Regions from separate parts of the Homo sapiens genome. Here region 2 is linked to region 1. A link is a contact called in ENCODE Hi-C or POLR2A ChIA-PET data. All regions are on one chromosome and are shown on one strand. Each heading gives the region's core, a stretch centred on a gene start or an enhancer-like site at or near the end of the contact. The rest is flanking DNA. Distances are from core to core; before and after follow the strand shown.

Region 1 (4,986 bases), core at 1,007-3,506:
TGGGGCAGTCTTGCATTTTCTGATATTCTCTCCCTTCCTGGGAATGTTCCATAACCCTCAGCTCTACTCTCCTTTTTTCTTCTGTTAGACCCCAGACCCTCAGGTATCTGGTTTAAGCAGTCATTGAGATGTAGGTATGAGGCCCTCAGTGAATTAATGCCGGTTGTCCTGGGGCTGTGAGCAGGCCAGGGCAACACCCATAGGCCTGTTCCCAGGGGATTTAGGGGAAGATTTTACCTATTTTGGATATGCTTCTTTTTCTCCTTAAAACAATAATAGCACTACCATTGTGTTGTTCATTTTGGAAACACAAATCCAAAGAATTCTATAATATTTGAAAACATCTACTTAAAGGAATTGATGAAATTGTGATTGTTTCCCTTAAAAGTAAACTGTATAGCTTGATATCTCAGGCATTATAGTAAGAAAATTAAGCTTCTTGACTCAGAAACAAATATAGAAACAAGCCATGACTCATTTTTACCATCATTCTATTCCAGAAACTTAAAAGCATAGCCTGCATAGTGAAGATCCACATAAAAATGCAGGCACATTTGCTGCAGTGCTAAGAGCAGAAGATATCAATTAATTAGAGAAGTGTAAAAATAAAGACAGGACGAATGAGGGGGACTGGTAGGGAGACAGGAAGAAGGAGTGACAAACAACAGCAAAAATATCTTAAATAAATAATTCAGAATGGATGCTAAATACAAAAGTGGGAGCCAAGCCAGACTAAAGTTCAGATGCATCTAGGGTTACTTTGTGCAACACATTTATTCACTAAAGCGCCAAAGCAGCTATTAGAGGAAACAATAAAGAGGCCCTCTCCCCTGGAAATTTGAGTCCTGCTTTGGAATTTTTATGACATTTCTTCCTTAACAAACAAGAAGGTCTCACCACCTTCCCCTGGCTTCAAAGCCTCACTATGGCGGTGGCCTGAGATTAATATCCTTGGTCTGATTTATATATGTTGTTTGAGGTATTTTCAAAAGTCATGTAGTTTATGAAAGAATTGCAGCTCTAGCAGGCAAACAAATAAACAAGACCCCCATATCTCTAACCTACAGGATTGCCCTGATTACCATGACTCACTTGGTCATTTCAACAATGCCCTTTCATGTCACCAGGGCTGTGTGTGCAAAATTAGGACACTACCTGGACCTCCAGCTAAACACTAAAAAATACTCTAGGATTCCCAGTCGGAAAGTGGTGAGGGTGTGATGTAAGTATGTGTGTAAAACTATAGTCCAGTTGGTTTTTGTTTTATATAACAAGTGGGTTCCTGAAAAGTCAAGATTTAAGTACTTTTTTTTGTAGATTAAAACATTTACAATTCACATCAGAAGCTCACTATTTAATGAAATCCGATTGTGGTTCCAGTTACAAAGAACGCTTTTGTAATTAAAATACAACCTTTTTGTTTGATCGATTTTATACATTCAGACTTGGTTTTACAGGAGTTTCTTAATGTAGGGTATACTTAGAGTATTATTACTAGTTGGTAAGTATTGTTTTGTTTTAATGCTATTCTTTTCTTTTTCAGCAAAAATCCAAAGAAGTATTTCCGCAGCCCAAGTTCATACTCTTCACAACATGAAAGACAGAACTTGCTCTGCTTTATTTAGCTTAGTGTGTCCTGTGGCATGTGAGGCATCCAGGGTAGCAGACACCAGCAAATTGCTAGGAAGAAACTGAGAGGCAATGACCCACCGACTGCACGGCAGTATTTCCAAACCGGTGACAGAGCTGAACCAGGATCAGACTGCTCTTTAAAAACACCTGTTCTGTAAACCTGAGTTAGTGAGGGCAGCATCTTCCAACTGACTCAGCCCAGCCACTGCTGCCCCTCTGCCAGAGGGCCTGGTGCCATTCGGGCAAGGACTCAGGTGCCTTACCCCCAGACCCTTCATGACCCACTGCCACACAAAGGCGAGGGTGCCAGCACCAATGGGCACATCCATCCCAATCTGCCATTTCAAAGCAGCTGCCTGCAGGCTGTGTCCGCCCTCTGCTAGCAGAGTGCAATGGGGCAGAGAAATTAAAATCCAGGGGAGCTGGGGAAAAAAGAAAGATGGAAATCTTAAAGACAGTATCTTGGAAGCATACGTTTTAGAATCACTGCAGCCAGTTCCCTGTCAAGAAAATATTGGCCTTGTTGGTTGGTCCAATCTCATGTAGCCACAGATGGTTTTATGCCTCACTATTCAGATACCCACTCCCCAGAGTAGTGAGAAACAAAGGATGTGGTGCTTTGTGGTGTAGTTATTCTGCCACCTAGTGTTACATGTAAAAACAAACAAATAAATTAAAAAAAAAAGGCTATGTTAGAAGAGTAAAAGTAGAATCATGAACTTCACTAAACTGCATTTTTTTTTTCTTTCCAAACATGAAGATCCTTCACATACAGTGGCAGCCTGGGGAGGCATTGCCAACAATTACAACAGCCCTTCTCATTTGAATTGAATGGAAGGCCAAAGAGCATGAGGTCTGAAGTTTAGGATGTGAAGGAGAAAAGAACATAACCTCAAAAACCCAATTTTAATGATATTTAAAAGGCCTATTCCCTCCAGGTAAGGTAAATACCATGAATACAATAATACAAACTGGAACTGGACAAGGAAAGTACAGTTTCTGTCCTGAAGAAGAGAGGAAAGAGTAAACAGAAAAAATGTGGATTGCTTTTTAAAGTATTATTACTTCTGCAACTAACGCATTATGAAGTAATAAAATGAGCTATGGGCTTGGGGTGAAGGTCTGAGTGTGAGTCCCAATTCAGTAGCTTCCTCGCTGTGCTGGTGAGTTGTGCAATATCTCTGAGCTTCGATTTGGTGTTCTGGAAAACAGCTGTACACTTACACACACATTCTTCCTCCTTTTACAACACTGTCCTGAGGATCAATTAGAAATGTACATGAAGGCATTTTGTAACTATAAAGCGCTTTGCAGCACCCTGAAGACCATTTCCCTCACTATATTGTTCTCTTTTTGCAGTTATGTCTGCCATTTATATGTATATGGCTTTCTGTATTTAACTTGTCCTGGAGTGCTAGTGATCATTCTTAAATAAGTGCTTTCAGGATTAAAAGAAGTATTAAATAGGAAAATGTGCAAGTATGTCATGCAACATATAAAAAATCCCCCAAATAGACTAATAAAGAATTAGCATTACAGTTTAAAATTAGATTATTCCAAGTGTTTCTCCTTAAAATTATGTTCCGTTGAGAATGATAAGCCATCTTGGTTAGTTGTTTCTACTAAAATTAGTATATTCATGAAAGTTCTTAAAATTACAGGGAATCTGAACTGAACTTTCCTTCTTGTGGGCAGAGCCTTCCATTGTGATAAACCAGGCATCAGGAAATAGTTTTTCATTTCCGTTCCTGCACTAACTAGCTATGTAACTTTAAGCAATTTCAGTTTCCAAATGGGCAAAAAGTAAGAGGTAAACAAAATAACCATGCCTTCCAGTTCTATGATGACAAGTTGTTGTTCTGCTTTTGATAGCAAAATTTAAAGACAATTCAAAATCCGTGATAGACTAGCTATAATGTAATTTTCAGAAATGTCCTACAAGTTACATACATTTTTTTTTTCAAGCTGAAGTTTTATTTAAAATGTAAAAGAAATGTTCCCCCAAAATGCTGGTGAATAAAGCAAAAGGATACCATACAGTGCTCTCTTCCTACGAGTTAGCCAGCCTATCCAAGCACAGGGCAATATACAGTACTTAATGCTGGTAGAATTTCACAGTAGTTTAGTGTTAAAGATTATCTGTGCCTAGATTATGAAGAGATTCTCAGTGTGTGATGTTTAGTTCAGGGTTTACTTCTTACTGGGCATGAACAAGAGCCCCTGCTCTTCAGTCACAGGATAGAAAAGACAGCATTAAGTGAGATGGCCACTGTAGCATGGGTGTGTTTGTGTCCTTTATCAGAACTTAGAGCTGCTCAGAAACCACTGCGGGCTAAAACAAACAGGCTACAAGAAAGTGCGTACCCAGCCACCTACCTGGCCTTTCAAAATTGCAAAGAAAGACTTTACTTCCACTTAGCTCTGAAAACACCCTTTGCTCTTTTTAGTAATATTTTTAACAATGCCAAGAAAAGAACTCTATTTATCCAGATTTCCTCTCTCCTTAGAAATGTCAACATTACTCAGGAGTATAGCAAAAAACAGCCTGGAGTTTTCATGATGTGAACGTGAGACCAAAGTCACACTGAGGAGAGATTAAACTTGGAACATGATTGCCAGTAAAGAAGATAACTCCTGCCTAGAAAAAGCCCAGCTGGTGACTTCCGTTACAGAATTCACAACCACACTGGGTTCACAAGCCCTTCTTCCCACATGGAAGCCCCCTTTTCTTAAATGTCCCAGATTCTCTCTCCTTTAGATTGATGCCAGTGCCTCTTCTCATAAAAGTGCTCAGCTTTGCTCCATCTCCCTGGTTTGTACAAACCCTGGCATATTTTGGCCTGGAAGATTTAGCCCTTTTCTTTCCCCTGTCTACTGGAACTTCTATCCTTTTTTGTCAAAAAGATTTTTTTTTTTCAAGGCTTTCCAATAATCTGCTGGAGGCCACAGAGACAGATCTAATCATGGTTCTCATCAATCTTTCTCCCATGGCCAAACAGAGCCAGGAGGCTTCATGGAATGGTGCTGAATTCTTTTTTCTCCCTCAAGACGTACTTCTGTCCAGGGAGTTAGGGCCCACTGTGTGTTCCTGGGAGCTAACATTTCCTGGGGAGTGTTTAGGGATTTCACATTTACCCTAAACAAAATAACATATAAAACTTTAAGTCTAAATTCCACAGAGCTTTTTAAAAGGAGGGGCCTTGTCTCTCCTTGGCTTACAGCAGCCCTGAAGGCTTGTTGTATCTCATTCATTTTGGCCATTTTCCAGAGCAGCTGACAAACTGAAAATAAGCACACTGCTGTCTCCCCTCCTTCACTCCCCGCACTACCTTCCCCGGCTCCTGACAACCACCA
Region 2 (4,547 bases), core at 464-2,963, 270 kb before region 1:
CACTGCACAAAACTAAGCCACCCTCAAATCCCAGGCTCTAATTGGCTCTTTGGTTTGTTTTGCTTTTCTCTTCTATCCAGAGCTTCAAAAGGCACTTCGATAATTGTTTGAGGCATGAAAAAGGCAGGTTTCAGCTTTCCTAACTGGAATGGAGGTAATTACTGTCTTCCACACACGAGCCGGTACATGCTTGAAATCAGATGGCTCTGGGTTGTTTTAGAAAGTGTAGCTGGGCCTCTGAGCCAGGAGAGGGAGGATTATGGAGCCTTCCAGCGGCTCCATTCCAGAGAGGGAGGAATTCAGACATCCCAGAAACGGTGAGGGTAACTTCCATATTTTTTTTGCAGTCTCTTCAATTCTGCCCAAGAGATTTGGCCTGAAAAGATTGTGCCTTCAACCTCATCCTGGAAATTCAGGTAGCATTTTTCGGTTTTCTCTCTCAGGAGACAGAAGCTGACACCCCACATGACTCCCATCTTGTCTGTAATCAGCAACCAGGGCTTTGACCTGCACTGTCCTCCTTTCCAGCAGCAGAAAGGGGTCAAACTGAGCCAGGTCTAGTAAGAGCTATCTCAGAGAACCAGAACACGGATTTGCTTTTGTTCTCTCAGGACAGCAAACCCAAGGGAGGGCAGACTCAGGCTCACATCCCACTCACACGGCCCTGAGTGTGGACTGGGAGCAAGACGCTGCTTCAAATTTCAGCCTGCCAGCTGTGTGTCCACAGGCAGCTAACAAACATCTCTCATCCAGCCACAGCCTCACCCAGAGAAGAGTAACCGACCCAACCTTATAGCGTTGCTGTGAAGTCAGTTAACATAGGGCTGAAGTTTGCTGTGAAGTCACAGCAACCCTATGTTATGGTTAACTTCATTTAACATAGGGTTAATGTAGGTTTAATATGAGGGGCTAACAATTACATATAAATGTTAGCTACTGTAATTGTCAGATGCATGGCCACTGGTGCCAAAGGAACCACTCTGAAAATTCTGGAGGTTTTCAAGACTCTGGGGATTCAGAAATGGAGGAAGAAAAGAAGCTGCTGCAGGAACAGTGCAGGGAAGCTAGAAGGGAACAGGGTGGCAGCCCCAGCTCAAAAGGTCTTCCCTCTCAAGGGCACCACCTGAAACGTATAAGGTTGCCTGAAATTCCACAGATTAGACATTTAGTTTTGCTTCTTTACAACAATATATCTCAAAGAGAACTGGCTGGTTAAACATTATTCATACATCTGTGTGAACTGGTTTATTTGCTCTCTTCCTAATACCTACACACTTAGAAACTCCAGGGAGCAAAGAGCTTGGGTCTGAGTTAGGGACTAGGAAAGGAACAGAAAGTAATAACTTAGAGTCATGAAGCACTGTCCAAGACATGGCCAGCTGTTCAGACTCTGAGAGCCCCAGTTCAATTCACTGGCTGGCCTGCAGACAGCCTGCCTGGCTCATGAGAAGGGAGGAGTGGGGAGTCAGGACCTGGAGGTCCTGAGGTGCTTTTCTGATGTTGGTACTTTCACGTTGCCCACTCATAAAATACCCTTTGTAAATGGCTTCTGGGACTCCCTCCTCTCTGGGAGTGCCTCCTTCGTGAGCTCTGCATATGGGTGGCCCAGAGAGCAGGCCCCAGCTGTTGCCTCTCCTCAGACATTCCATCCCTATGACCTCATCCAGGTGCGGGCTTGAGTCACCACTCCACTACAGACTCTCTTGATTTGGATATTCAGTTGCCTACTTGACATCTCCCTTTCAAGTACCTCAAACAAAACGCTCCATGTGCCCTTACCCCTACCCCCTGCCACCCAAAACAATCCAAACAAAAACTCCATCAGCCTGGTCTCCATGGACATGTTCTTGATGCAGTCAACCTTTCAGGACTATTGACGTTTCTCTTTGTACCTTGTACTTTTCTTTCACAGCCCTTAGGACAATGTATAATCACTTACTTATTTTCATATTGACTTGTGTAATACCTGTTTCCCAATAGACTGTAAAATTCATGAGAATGAGACCAGGTGGTTTGTCTCCTGTTCTTCCCCACACCCTAACTGGCACACAGTAGGTCCTCACTATGTATTTGTTGAATGGATAGTATTAAAGTGAAGATGGGTCCTAGGGTGAGGAAGAGTTTCTGGGCACAAAGAAAGGCCATGAAACCTGGCAAAAAATACATATGAGCTCATATCTTGTTTTCCTGAGGAGCTATTTGGTTTCTTCCTCCTCCTATTTGATGAAGTTATATGTTTAATTAAAGCCCTGAACAGTTAGAACAAATGTATAGGAAATGATCACATGATCATGAACTTAGCAAACAGCTACAAGCTTAACTGTCTAATATGGGGAGTGCCTAAATGATATGTATCAATATGGTTGACTCTCAGTTATCCATTCCAGTGGATAATCTAATAGCCAGTAATCTAATAGTTCATAATTTACTTGCCTATAATCCCATAAGTTTTACATGTGGCTTTGGATTATGTTTTGGAATTTGCACCAGGGTATGGGGGCTCTGATGGTTTAGGAATTCACAGTACTTTGAGCATATATGTCCTATGTCACTACCCCAGTTGCCCATTAAGGATTCCTCTGGGTTCCAACTGCATGTGGAAAAAATACTGCATTGTGCTTAGGAGGAAAGTGCATTGGTCTTTGTTTGTTTGTTTGTTTGTTTTGTTTTGGCTGTAAAAATTGGGGTCCAAACCCCAGCTCTTGCATTTACTAACTAGCTCTGTTTTCACACTACTTGTCCCCGTCTAAACCACTCCCTCAGGCAGGTGCAAAACAAGGCGAAAGCAGAGTTAAGCTCCTTATGAACTTTCTGTTTTACATCTAGGCAAAGAAACGTTCTCTCTTCTCCTTTTTTTCTCTTTTTCTTTCTGCCTTAGAAGACCTTCTCTTCCAGCTCAGTGGGATGAAGTCAACAAGGTCTTTGCTTTACAAAATCATGCCTGATTGGGAAAGATCCTGAAAATGTCTAGACAAATCTGAAAGAAAAATGCTGTCCTGGGCAATCTAATACAGAAAACTGACTCTGGGCTTTCCCTGGGCTCCACTGGTCCCACCAATGGTGCAAATGACGGTGACTTTCTCCACGTTCTACATACATCTGGGCATTTGCTCATGCTGTCTTGGGTCAAAGTCTCAAGTTGGAAAATGGATTCATCCTGAGATCCAAGGCAGAACCAGTCGTGTTGTCAGTGGGTAGCTGAGACCCCAAAATTCCCACCTCTTTTCCTGTCATGAAGTTTCTATCTCGAGAGAAAACAGCTGTCCATTCTTAGGCCAACTGGGACTGAAGCCAGCTGTTCCTTCCAGATGCCAAGAGTCAGATGCACGCCCACTCTTTTCTCCTATTCCCTAAGGCTGAAGTCTCAAACTTTATTGAATTTATTAATAACCTCAGGGACTTGCTAAAAAGCATTTCCCCAGGCTCTACCTCCAGAGAATCTGATTCAGTTAATTCAGGTTGGCCAGGAAATCTGCATGTTAAATAACAACCCTCCTGCCCCACCTCATTTCTGATCTCTAGGAAATTCCTATGTAATTGGTCTGAGAATCATACTTTGAGTGACAATAGCCACAGTGGAGGCACTGGTGTGCCGGTAAATGTTTAACAACTGGCTCTGGAGGTGGAAAAGCCTGGTTTGTAGCTTGCTGATTTCTGTGGTATAAATATTCCCACCTTGGTCAACTCAAGCTACAAATATGACATCATGATTGTGAAGTTGGGAAAAGGTTTGTGCAATCAGTTCTGATAAGCCCATAGTAACTGATTTCAGCATGCCCACTGGGTGGAAGTGGCCGGATGCCTCCAAATGCTGGTTCCTAGGCTCTGGCATAGAAGGGCCACTGTTTGGTCCAGAATGTCACATCCCCTAATTTTTTTTCCCTAAATCCTTCGTTTTTTGAATGGTTTGTTTTGGTTACTGGCTCTCGGAGACCTTGAGGGGTTCCAAGCCAGAGAACAAAGAAGGGGAAGAGAAGGAGCTCCAAGAAAGAAAATGCAATTAGTGTAGGATGTTGGCCTCAGCTACGCTGCTAACCTTGTTCAACCCAGCTTTCAGCAGGGAAGGGGTTTCAAACACCTGTCTCTGCCTTCATTTGATAAGCTTTCTGGTCAAGTCACATTAACCTGATCCTGCTGACCTGGAGAAGGATGAAAAGGCTGAGTGTCGGGGACCTGAGGGGATGAAAGTGGATGGGGGAGGCCTGGGGGGGGGGCTCATATGACCTGGGGTCACCATCGGCTTAAGGCTTCCCCTTTGTCTCCCTGCTCTGGCCCCATGTTTGAAGGTTCTGGTGATTTCCTCCCGCCCCCCGACTAGGCGAACAGATGTGGAAAGATCTCCAGTTCCCAGGGCTCAGGACACAACTGCCTGTTGTTTCCCGCCTGCAGACCGGGGCCTGCAGTCACAGGCAGAACAGCTACGCAATCACTTGCCAAAGAGCTGAGCCCAGTCAGGTGTGGGGTGCAAGCCTACTCTGCCTTTTGGGAGTGAGAGGATGTGTAAGCCTAGCTGAACAAGAATGGAAAACAACCATGTTCCCGCCCTG

The links. Hi-C counts contacts between places; a loop is a spot of excess contacts on that map. ChIA-PET counts read pairs that join two places held with the same protein, here RNA polymerase II (POLR2A). Pooled maps may share reads with other maps.
Region 2: a loop to region 1 is called in a map of sigmoid colon, with 2.7 times the contacts of the local background. The contact joins two enhancer-like sites. A Hi-C loop is called at or near these places in 15 of 168 maps with a recorded cell type or tissue (CD4-positive, alpha-beta T cell, Calu3, PC-9 and 7 more), 10 of 37 single-sample maps with no recorded cell type and 24 of 50 pooled maps. POLR2A ChIA-PET finds 5 or more read pairs at or near these places in 4 of 52 experiments (MCF 10A, PC-3, PC-9 and 1 more).

The regions. Positions count from the first base shown.
Region 1 is chr14:68,245,866-68,250,851 of GRCh38, reverse strand. The region is part of intron 7 of RAD51B (RAD51 paralog B); the gene reads right to left. Among named protein-coding and RNA genes, the nearest start is that of RAD51B, 430 kb to the right of the region's middle. Within about 2 kb of position 2,256, at least 26 of the 41 ENCODE cell types and tissues checked have a DNase peak (open chromatin) inside an H3K27ac peak, as active enhancers do; they include PC-9, prostate gland and sigmoid colon, where a contact is called at or near this core.
Region 2 is chr14:68,518,222-68,522,768 of GRCh38, reverse strand. LOC124903334 (a long non-coding RNA gene) reads left to right here. Exons shown (of 3, transcript XR_007064223.1): 2 at 1-154; 3 at 348-4,547. It also overlaps a transcript of RAD51B not described here. Among named protein-coding and RNA genes, the nearest start is that of RAD51B-AS1, 160 kb to the left of the region's middle. Within about 2 kb of position 1,713, at least 17 of the 41 ENCODE cell types and tissues checked have a DNase peak (open chromatin) inside an H3K27ac peak, as active enhancers do; they include PC-9, prostate gland and sigmoid colon, where a contact is called at or near this core.